Linked DNA regions of Homo sapiens: region 2 is linked to region 1. A link is an interaction called in ENCODE POLR2A ChIA-PET data of the cell type or tissue named here. Cell type or tissue: IMR-90. All regions are shown on one strand. Links, peaks and the distances in the headings refer to the core of each region. The heading gives the core; the rest is flanking DNA. Region 1 overlaps CSTPP1 (centriolar satellite-associated tubulin polyglutamylase complex regulator 1). Region 2 overlaps CKAP5 (cytoskeleton associated protein 5).

Region 1 (5,382 bases), core at 221-5,220:
GTAGATTTATCCACTGGGCATTTCAAATAAGTAGAATTGAGGCCAGGCACAGTGGCTCATGCCTGTAATCCCAACACTTGGGGAGGCTAAGTGGGGAGGATTGCTCAACATGGTGAAACCCCATCTCTAACAAAAATACAAAAACTTAGCCAGGCGTGGTGGTGTGCGTCTGTGGTCCCAATTACTTGGGAGGCTGAGGTGGGAGAATTGCTTGAGCCTGGGGGGCAGAGGTTGTAGTAAGCTGAGATTGTGCCACTGCACTCCAGCCTGGGCAACTGAGTGAGACTCTGTCTTTAAAAAAAAAAAAAATCAAATAAGTAGAATTGTATATGTGGTCTTGGCCAGGCATAGTGGCTCACGCCTGTAATCCCAGCACTTTGGAAGGCTGAAGCAGGAGGATCATTTGAGGTCAGGAGTTCAAACCCAGCCTGGCCAACATGGTGAAACCTGTCTCTACTAAAAATACAAAACTTAGCTGGGCATGGTGGTGCACATCTATAATCCCAGCTACTCAGGAGGCTAAGGCAGGAGAATCACTTGAACCCGGGAGGTGGAGGTTGCAGTGAGCCGAGATCATGCTGCTGCACTCCAGCCTGGGCAACAGAGCTAGACTCTGTCTCAAAAAAAAAAAAAAAAAAAAAAAAAACCACGACCAGGTGCAGTGGCTTACGCCTGTAATCCCAGCAGTTTGGGAGGCCAAGGTGGGTGGATCACGAGGTCAAGAGATCGAGACCATCCTGGTCAACATGGTGAAACCCCATCTCTACTAAAAATACAAAAATTAGCTGGGCGTGGTGATGCACGCCAGTAGTCCCAGCTACTTGGGAGCCTGAGGCAGGAAAATCGCTTGAACCCAGGAGGCAGAGGTTGCAGTGAGCCGAGATCGCGCCACTGCACTCCAGGCTGGTGACAGAGTGAGACTCCATCTCAAAAAAAAAAAAAAAAGTGTTTTTTTTGTGACTAGTTTCATGTTTTAGGTTGGTGTAAAAGTAATTGTGGTTTTGCCATTATTTTCAATGGCAAAGACTGCAATTACTTTTGCACCAACCTAATAGCACAATGTTTTCATGGTTCATCCATCTTGCTGTATGTATCAGTACTTCATTTCGCCAAATGTTTCTTGAGTGCATATTTTGTGCCGGGAGCTATTCTGCAAATGGGGATACAGTCATGAATAAGATATAGTTCCTGCCCCTCAAAGAACTTGATATAGAAGGGGACTGCTTAGGTACTGGTCATTGGCTGCCACCACTCTGTGACGTATGACCTTGGTTTTGATCAATCACTCCAGAATACTGACCTCTTTTCCCTTTCCCATGATGTGAGGGAGCTTATGAGAGTGAGGCTTCAAAATGCATCTTAGCCCCCCGCAGCCACAGCTTTGCATTTGCCCCAGCTGTCTCCTCAGACCCTTCCAAACAATCTGATACATGAAAGCACCACAAGATTTGAGTGTAGGTGGTAGAATCCTGTAAGAACCAAAAATTCTCGATACCAAGGTAGAATTGTACAGTTATTGATACCAAGGGGCTTCTGGAATGGTATTCCTCTATTTGCGGCTGGAAACTTACCCACTCCTCACCTAGAGGCCTGCTGTTTGACAGACACCTCAGACCTTTCTGTCTGAGCAGGAGGAAGCATCGTAGCCAGTCCATATCAATAGCAGTCTGAGGGAATTATGGGAATGGCAGTAACAACAGAAGGGCCAAGGGTAACCCACATGGCACTGGCTGCAGTTAGAGATGAATTCAGAATTAGGATAAGTTTGTTTTCTCCCCGAGTATGAGCATCAAGCTTCTGTGTCAACTTCTCCTCCCAATGCCATGCTTTCCCCACTGTACTGCAGCTGGTGCATATGTAGAAAAATTGTATGTATCCCAGAAAGCATCCCCTGATTTTGTAAACTATTCTCATTTTGTCCTGAAGATCAGGGTCCCAGCTTCCCCACACACATACCTATGCATCTGATCAGAACTGCAAATGGAGGTGGTAGAGACTTCAAGGCAGTTACTATTGCTAGAAGAGGAACTGCCCTCTCCCATTTCACTGCCAGGCTTACTTTATTCAGGACACTGAAGTCTGGGGACAGGCTGCAGAAGCAGGCTCCAGTCTGTGATGATGTGTGCGTAAAAGAATGTAATCCACATGCAGCTGGAAGCCGGAGCCTGTTCAGGGGCATGGTGTCTCCACATGCGCCTGCCTTATGTGCTACAAGCATCATGGCCAGGCCCTGGGGCAGCAGGTGTGAGCTGGAAAAACAGGAAAAGAAAAAGCAAACAGACTCCATGACAGCAGCCAAGCCAGAGATCCCCTCCACCTCACATATTCCTGCAGCAACTGGAGTAGTTCTTTTATCCCCAGATGATCACCACAGCATCTCCCACTCCCCATCCTCCATGGACTGGAAGCTTTCTGGATGGTTAAGAGCATGCAGTTGGAACCAGACTTCTTGAGTTCAAATCCTGGTTCCACAATATACTAGCTGTGCCCTTGAGAAAGGTATTTAATTTGAGCCTGTTTCCTCACTTGTAAAATGGGAATAATAATAGTTGTAATGATTGAAGGAGAAGTATATGATGTGCTTAAAATGGTGGCTGGCACAGAGTAAACTTGTCATAATCGTTAGAAATGGTAATATTAACCTTGACCTAGAAGAACACAGGCCCCATGGCATTAGAAAGATCTACTGTACATCCCACCTGTGCCCCATTAACTGGATGACCTTGAGGATATCTCTTAACTTCTCTGAGCCCTGTTTTTATATCTGTAAAATGGGGATGATAATAATAATAGTAACTAACTCATAGGGTGTTTGTAAGATTTCAGTAACACCAACAAAACCATGAACACTGCTTACCACATTGTAGACATTAAATCAGTAATAATTTTTTTTTTAGATGAAGTCTTGCTCTGTTGCCCAGGCTGGAGTGCAGTGGCGTGATCTTAGCTCGCTGCAACCTCCGCCTCCTGGGTTCAAGTGATTCTTGTGCCTCAGCCTCCCAAGTAGCTAGGATTATAGATGCCCGCCACCACGCCTTGCTAATTTTTTGTATTTGTAGTAGAGACGGGGTTTCACCATGTTGGCCAGGCTGGTCTCGAACTCCTGACCTCAAGCGATCTGCCTACCTCAGCCTCCCAAAATACTGGGATTACAGGCATGAGCCACCACGCCTGGCCAGTAGTAATTTCTTGCTGTTACAATTATGTTGGTATTATTAATAGTACCAGATTAAAAGAAAAATGAGATGTTCCTGGGTTTCCAAAGGCAATGCTTCCTGGCCTTTTTGCACTTCACAGCAATCAGAAAATAATATATAACAAAAATCTCCAGTAAAGACAAGACTTCTTGTGATTGGCCTGCAGGCTCTGGCCTCCTCCCAGCTGGGCCAAGGGGACCATCACATCTGTAAGTCATTTGAGGCCGAAGTGACAAAGGGTTGGGAAGCTCTGCTCCAAGGGTGAAGATTTAAAGCACTGGTTCTCAAACTTGAGCATGCATCAGAGTCACCTGCAGGGCTTGTTAAACCACACATGGCCGGACCACATCCCCAGAGTTCAGTAGGTTTAGGGCGGGGCTCAATAATTTATATTTCTAAAAAATTCCCAGGTGATACTGATGGTCTGGGAAACACACGTTGAGAACCACTGATTTAAAGTATTGCCTGCCATTTTTTTTTTTTTTTTTTTTTTTTTTGAGATAGAGTCTTGCTCTGTCACCAGGCTGGAGTGCAGTGGCATGATCTGAGCTCACTGCAACCTCCGCCTCCCAGGTTCAAGCGATTCTCTCGCCTCAGCCTCCCAAGTAGCTAGGACTACAGGCACGCACCACCATGCCTGGCTAATTTTTGTATTCTTAGTAGAGACTGGGTTTCACACTGTTGGCCAGGATGGTCCCAATCTCTTGACCTTATGATCTGCCTGCCTCGGCCTCCCAAAATGCTGGCATTACAGGCGTGGGCCACCGCACCCGGCTGTATTGCCTGCATTCTTATTCTGGCTGGGCATGGTGGCACACGCCTGTAATCCCAGCACTTTGGGAGGCAAAGGCAGGTGGATCACTTGAGGTCAGGAGTTCGAGACCAGCCTGGCCAACATGGTGAAACCCCGTCTCTACTAAAAAGAAACCCCATCTCTACTAAATACAAAAATTAGTCGGGTGGGGTGGCACGCACCTATGGAATCCCAGCTACTCAGGAGGCTGAGGCAGGAGAACTGCTTGAACCCGGGAGGCAGAGGTTGCAGTGAGCTGAGATCGCACCATTGCACTCCAGCCTGGGTGACATAGCAAGACTCTGTCCCTCCCAAAAAAAATTATTTAAAAAATGTTATTATTTTTTGAAATGAGGTCTTGTTCTGTCACACAGGCTGGAGTGCAGTGGTGCATTCATAGCTCACTACAGCCTCAAACTCCTGTGCTCAAGTGATTTTCCCACCTCAGCCTCCTGAGTAGCTAGGACCATAGGCACGTTCTACAAAGCCCAGCTAATTTTTTATTTTGTAGAGATGGGGGCAGTGATCTTGCTGTGTTGCTCAGGCTGGTCTCGAACTCCTGGCCTCAGGCATTCCTCCTGCCTCAGCTTTCCGTAAATTATTTTATTTTATTTTATTTTATTTTATTTTAAGATGGGGTCTTGCTGTGTTGCTGGGGCTAGACTCAAGCTCCCAGGCTCAGGCAGTTTTCCTGCCTCAGCCTCCCAAGTAGCTGGGACTACAGGTGCACACCACCACACCCAGCTAAGAACTTTTTAATAAAGAATTCCTACAAATTGGCTGGGCACAGTGGCTCACGCCTGTAATCCCAGCACTTTGGGAGGCCGAGGCGGGTGGATCACCTGAAGTCAGGAGTTCAAGACCAGCCTGGTCAACATAGTGAAACCTCCTCTCTACTAAAAATACAAAAAAATTAGCCGGGCATGGTGGCGGGCGCCTGTAATTCCAGCTACTTGGGAGGTTGAGGCAGGAGAATCACTTGAACCCGGGAGGTGGAGATTGCAGTGAGCCGAAACCGTGCCACTGCACTCCAGCCTGGGCAACAAGAATGAAACTCTGTCTCAAAAAAAAAAAAAAAAAAAAGAATTCCTACAAATCAATAAGAAAAAGATTAAGGATCTCAGTAGAAAAATAGTCCAAAGATATAAACAGGCAATGCACAGAAGAACATTAGTAATAAACCTTTGGGCATATTTTCATGCCCACACTCACTAGTAATCAGGAAACTCCCAACTAAATTGAGATACCACTTCATACCTATCAAATTGGCAAAAATTTTAAAGTCTCATAATACAAATATTGGTGAGGATGTGAAATAGTGGGAACTCTCATAAACTGTGTGTGGGAGTGTAAATTGTTACAATTACTTTCAGACAATTTAGGCAAATTTTT
Region 2 (5,382 bases), core at 276-5,275, 320 kb before region 1:
ATTTTTGAGACAGGGTCTCACTCTGTCACCCAGGCTGGAGTGCAGTGGTGTGATCACAGCTCATTGCAACCTTGATGTCCTGGGCTCAAGTGATCCTCCCAACCTCCGCCTCCCGGGTTCAAGTGATTCTTCTGCCTTAGCCTCCCAAGGAGCTGGGACTACAGGCACATGTCACCATGCCCAACTAATTTTTTAGTTTTTTGTAGAGATGGGGTCTTACTATGTTGCCCAGGCTGGCCGATTTTTCAATATTATTAATAACATAGAAGCGGTCCTCCGTAATTCTCCATCCCTAGTTCTGGCCTGACATAAAATATGTTTTCAATAAATATTTGTTTATTGAATATATACTCTGGTAATATCTATTCTGAATCAGGCATGGTGCAAAGTACTTTTTAAACACGCTAATTCACTTTATACTGACATCAACTATGTGAAGGAAAGATATTCTCATTTTACACACTAGCTTCACAAATATTAAGTAACCTGCCAAAACAACAAAACTGGTAAGCAATGAAATTAAACTAAGATTCATAGTCTATGCTTCTTCCTTTACATTTTGTTCCCTCCCATGGCAAAGAAGAAAATGTCCCAGAGAAAGATGGAATTGTAAAAGTTTATTAGGATATGTGGAACTTTCATTAAGATTTTTCTTCAAAATCCCTAGGATTGCCATGAAACAGCAGCAGTGTAATTTAAAGGAGTCAGGAGAATCTGCAGGAACTCAAATACACCAATGATGGGAGACAGAATAGTTTAACAGTCTGGAAAACAGTATGGCATTATCAGATACACATGCCCTACCACCCAGCAACTCCATTCCTAGGTGTATAGCCTAGAAACTGATGCAAATTACACCAGAAGACCTATATAGGGATAGTCATAGCAATGTTGTTCATAGTAGTCAAAAGCTGGAAACAGTTCACATGTTCATCAAACTGTGCTTTTCAAACTCAGGACCAGTCTTCCCCCTACCACCCCCACCAACTGAATACTAGTATGTCTGTAAAATACAATAAAAATTATTATACCTCTGTATTTTTTAAGTTGAATGCCAAATGGTCCAGCTGCTGTGAATGCAAAATGGTCTAGCTGCTGTGTAAAACCATTTGGAAGTTTCTCAAAAAGTTAAAAGTATCATATAGGGATGAGCAGACTGATCTGGATTTTATAAACAGATATAAGAACCAAGTTTTTGCTACACAGTAGAGTTTGATGCCTAAAGAGCAAATAAAATTGCCAACAAAGAGAAGCATTAAGAAGATTAATTTGAACTATACATAATGCTTGCTGTGGTTTATTTGATCTAGTCCCTAGTAAAGACACATATTCAGAAATTTCAATTATTCAGAGCTCTCAGATTTTATCCCAGTCTAAAACTGAGGCAAAGACAAGTAGGTCAGCTAAAGTAAGTATGTTTTACAGATATATTATAATCATATACCACTGATCTAAAAATGTCTTCCTAAGAGCTCAAATACCATATAGTCCATGCTATTGCTGAAAAGGTTTAGGCATAATTGTTTATTTTTAGACTAGAGGTTAAGAAATGTTTTCAAGGTTATACATGAAGGCAGAACTTAGAATAAATTCCAAATTGTCTGATTTTTCAGTTTAGTGTTCAAATAAATAACAAATTTCCTATTAAATATGCACTATATCCCATCATAAAAGAGACCCCAAAATCTGTGCATTTTCTCATTAACCAACCATTTAAAAGGGACAGAGAGATTAAGTCATGAGTAATACTAGAGCTGGGCCTAGAACCTATGTCTCCTACTTCTCAGTCTGTCTCTCTTCCCTACAACCCATGGGCCCAAGTGTGGTGTCTTTTTAGTTTAAATTCCTGTATTTTGATAGTCTATAAGAGTAATTACAGAGCTACTGTACAGATTATTTTCTCTTCTACTTAGAGAAAAACCACTGGCAGTATGACTTTTTTATGGCAAATTCCCAAGCTCTTGACCTACAAAAGCTCTTCACTATCACAATACAAGAGATCTGAATTTGATTACCATTCCTGGACTCTCACCTCTGGCTAAGGAGATGCTATTGCAGAAGCACAGAATGATTTTAACAGAAGTTTGAGAAAAACTTCTGCTCCATCAAAAAGCAACCCATTTGAATGACCACTGAGTGTGATGATAGGCTCATAAAAAAAAAAAAAGAAATTATTTTTTTAAAAAAGCAATGCATACACATGCCCAGAAATCTACTCAAACCATGTCTAGGAAGGACAACTGGATTAAAGAAACACAACAACTATGTAACTGTCATAGAAAACTTAAGATTTTTATTATTTAACCAAAATCTGACAAAATCCCATCTCTGAGTAGCAGGTGGCAAAAATGACAACACTTTCCCTCAAATTAAAAAAAAAACTCACTGTCTCCAGGTATTTCCCATTAACAAGGACAAGTGTTATCCTCTTGCCGGAGTATTCTGCATTACCAGGCGGCCAGAAATCTGAACAGTTTTCTAGCAGATTATCTCAAACTTTGGTGTGTTTGCTTTCCTAATCTTGGGACAGTGGCGTCCCACAAATTCCTTCAGAGATGGAGAGGGGTAAAGAGCTGTCTCTTTCACATTGTGCTCTTTATATCAGGAGGAAAGGTTAACTGGACTCTTCCTAAGAGATGTTCACTGTCAACATATCCAAAAGGGGTACGGGATACCACCAACACAGGCCTCTGGAGAGACAGCTAAACCTGGCTGTGAATTAGGACAACTTGGAGTTACTGCTCGACTGTACCAAGGTAGCTGAAAACCTAATGCTTACTCATCCCAAAGCTACCAAGGTCTTCAAATACCAGGGTAAGGATCCAAGGCCCAGAGAGAGAGATTCAGCTCCACCCATTCAGCTCAAATGGGTTATACTCTGGTAAAAGCAACCCTCTCCTCACCCCAAGTAAGAACCAGGTGGGGGCAAAGCCAGGTCGTGGGCACTGCTCACCCACTGCATGCCCAAACAAGCACCCTACGGCTGCTGTCACCACCCAGAAGTAGAGCAGATACCCTGGCTTTAGCTCACTGGAGCCGGCATTGTTTACGCTCTTTCGCCGCCTTAGCCTCTGATAGGCCAGCAAAGTCCCCAGTACTGTCCACCAGGACTTGCAGCACGGTCGCGGGATGCTTGCCCTTTGCCCGTGGTTTGACACTTACGCTCCCCGGGCAGGGAGAGGTCAGGGAAGCTAAGGTCCGAGCAGGATCAGCAGGAATACCCGGCAGGCGGCGGCGGCGGCGGCAGCAGCATTGGTGCTGCGGTCCGCTGGGAAACGCCTCCTCCGAGGGCGGGGCCCGGAGCGCCACTGTCAGAGTGCCCGCCCCACCCTCAGCTCCCCTCTCCGCACACTCTGAAAGCTTAAAGGGGCCGCAGTGTATCTTCGCCCAGAGGTTTGCAGGCCTCAGGCGCTGCTTCTAGGTCCTAGGCTTTCCCAGGCAAGAGGCAAATGATGGACCAACTAGGAAGACTACTGCAGTTGGGTGGACCTCTTTTTTTGGTAGTATTACACGTAATATTCCAGAAACAAAGGAGATGACCAGTTCCCACTATCACAATCCTAATCCCTCCTCCAAGGGTGAAAAAAATTACTGCAGGTAACAGCCAAAGCATCAAGGTAGATACATAGCCCCTCATTATATGTAAGCTGCTTACTTCATTAACCTCCTTTGGACTCGAGCAGTTCTTCAAATGGCAACTCAAAGGCCTGGAAAAGATCCTACAATGCTCCACCTCACCTTTTCACGGAATTCGTTCTTTACAAAACTGGAGGAATCCTGGACAATGATACAAGATGGGCAGGAAGGTAATAGAAGGTGAAATAGAAAAATACCAGCCTGGGCAACAAAGTGAGACCCCATCTCTACAAAAAATAAAAAATTAGCTGGGCATGGTGGTACAAGACTAGTCCCAGCTACTCCGGAGGCTGAGGTGGGAGGATCCTGAGCCCAGGACTAGGCTGCAGTGAGCCAGACTGCACCACAGCACTCCACCCTGAACAACTAACCAAAACCATACCTCTATAAAAGAAAAAAAGAAAAATAACCTTCCCCATCTTGTGTGTAAAATGTGATCTTTCAAAAATTGACCTAAAAGTCAACGTAAATAAATGTACAAGTCTATGTAAGTAATCTTGCATGCCAATACAATTGTAATGTGCAATCATCTAATTTAATATGAAGAGTTCTTAAGAAAATTGTAGTAGAAACGGCATTAATATTTCAAGGAGTTAAGTCCTAGTCTCTGAGATCTCCAAAGGTTAGCAACTAGTTTTAATTTTCTTTTTGTAGGAGGAGTTTGTCCTGAATCCTAGTTTACAAGGTTTGACTGCATTTTGTGTCTCCCATCATACCAACAGGAAAGATATGTGCTTTTTTTAAGTCCATATTACTCCACCTAATTTAGATGAATCAACACACCTCCTTAAAGCCTTGGGCCATCATCAGATCAGTACAGGAATCAATGTAGTAAGCTTAAAGACCATTTGTAAGTAACCCAATTTCTCCTATCCACAACAGGAATAAAGCAGAAATTTAAGAATCCAAAGAACAGTTATGAAGATTGCTCCACCAGGGAGCAGACTCAGGTTACTCTTATTCTGAAGGTTTTAGAGAACCCTAAGCTAAAGTTGCCAAGTATCTTTTCCTTACTTGGGTGGGGGCGGGGTAGATAAATAAATAAAGTTGCCAAGTAAAAAATGGATTCAGATTAAAACAGTCTGATTTTTGAACTGCCAAGACAGTCTCATTCTACAATGCATTTAACTGTAAAGAATACCTCTGAATTAGGTAATTAAGACCTTCATTCATTATATTCCCATCAAGCTTAACTGTTCTGAGGGTAATGGTTTGCAGATCAGCCTTTCTCATCAGATTGTGAGTTCCTCAAGGGCAAGGGCTGGAATGTATCTTAATTATCTTTTTCTTCCAATGTGTGATACAAAATAAGTACCCAACAAATATTTATCACAAGAGGTATGACCAACATTTTCTGTTACATAGCATTCTAGTGACATAGGACTTCAGTTAACTGCAATAAACATAGTACAATGAGTGTATGTGTGTATGCACACACAAATGGATAATACCCTGTGCTGTGCTTATGAGCGAATTAAACATTTTAAAAATTAGAGAAAAAAATCTACTAACAGTCACAAAAAAAGTCAAATACTGTATGAACCCACTTTTATGAGGTATGCAGTCAAATTCATGAATTCATAGAACCAGAAAGTAGAATGGTAGTAACCAAAGATGGGGTGGGGGTGTGGCTTGGGAGGGGGATAAGAGAAATATTTAGATACAGAGTTTCAGATTAGCAAGATGAGAAAGTTCTGGAGATCTGTTTCATAACGATGTGAATATACTTAACACTATTGAACTGTA

What was found. ChIA-PET counts read pairs that join two places held together with the same protein. Peaks named below come from ENCODE experiments on the same cell type or tissue, not always from the same donor. Only the 100,000 strongest peaks of a DNase experiment are listed, where the experiment ranks them.
Region 2: POLR2A ChIA-PET joins it to region 1 with 13 read pairs; 2 of 35 experiments call an interaction of 5 or more read pairs at or near these places.

What each region holds. Positions count from the first base shown.
Region 1 is chr11:47,141,313-47,146,694 of GRCh38, forward strand. All of the region lies in intron 4 of CSTPP1 (centriolar satellite-associated tubulin polyglutamylase complex regulator 1), which reads left to right. Among named protein-coding and RNA genes, the nearest start is that of ARFGAP2, 33 kb to the right of the region's middle. In IMR-90, for the core only: no CTCF peak of the experiment used is centred there; a DNase peak (open chromatin) is centred at 2,169; H3K27ac peaks cover 970 bases.
Region 2 is chr11:46,823,600-46,828,981 of GRCh38, forward strand. All of the region lies in intron 1 of CKAP5 (cytoskeleton associated protein 5), which reads right to left. Among named protein-coding and RNA genes, the nearest start is that of CKAP5, 20 kb to the right of the region's middle. RefSeq lists enhancers at 2,586-3,138, 3,139-3,689. In IMR-90, for the core only: a CTCF peak has its summit at 4,582; a DNase peak (open chromatin) is centred at 3,332; H3K4me3 peaks cover 664 bases; H3K27ac peaks cover 392 bases.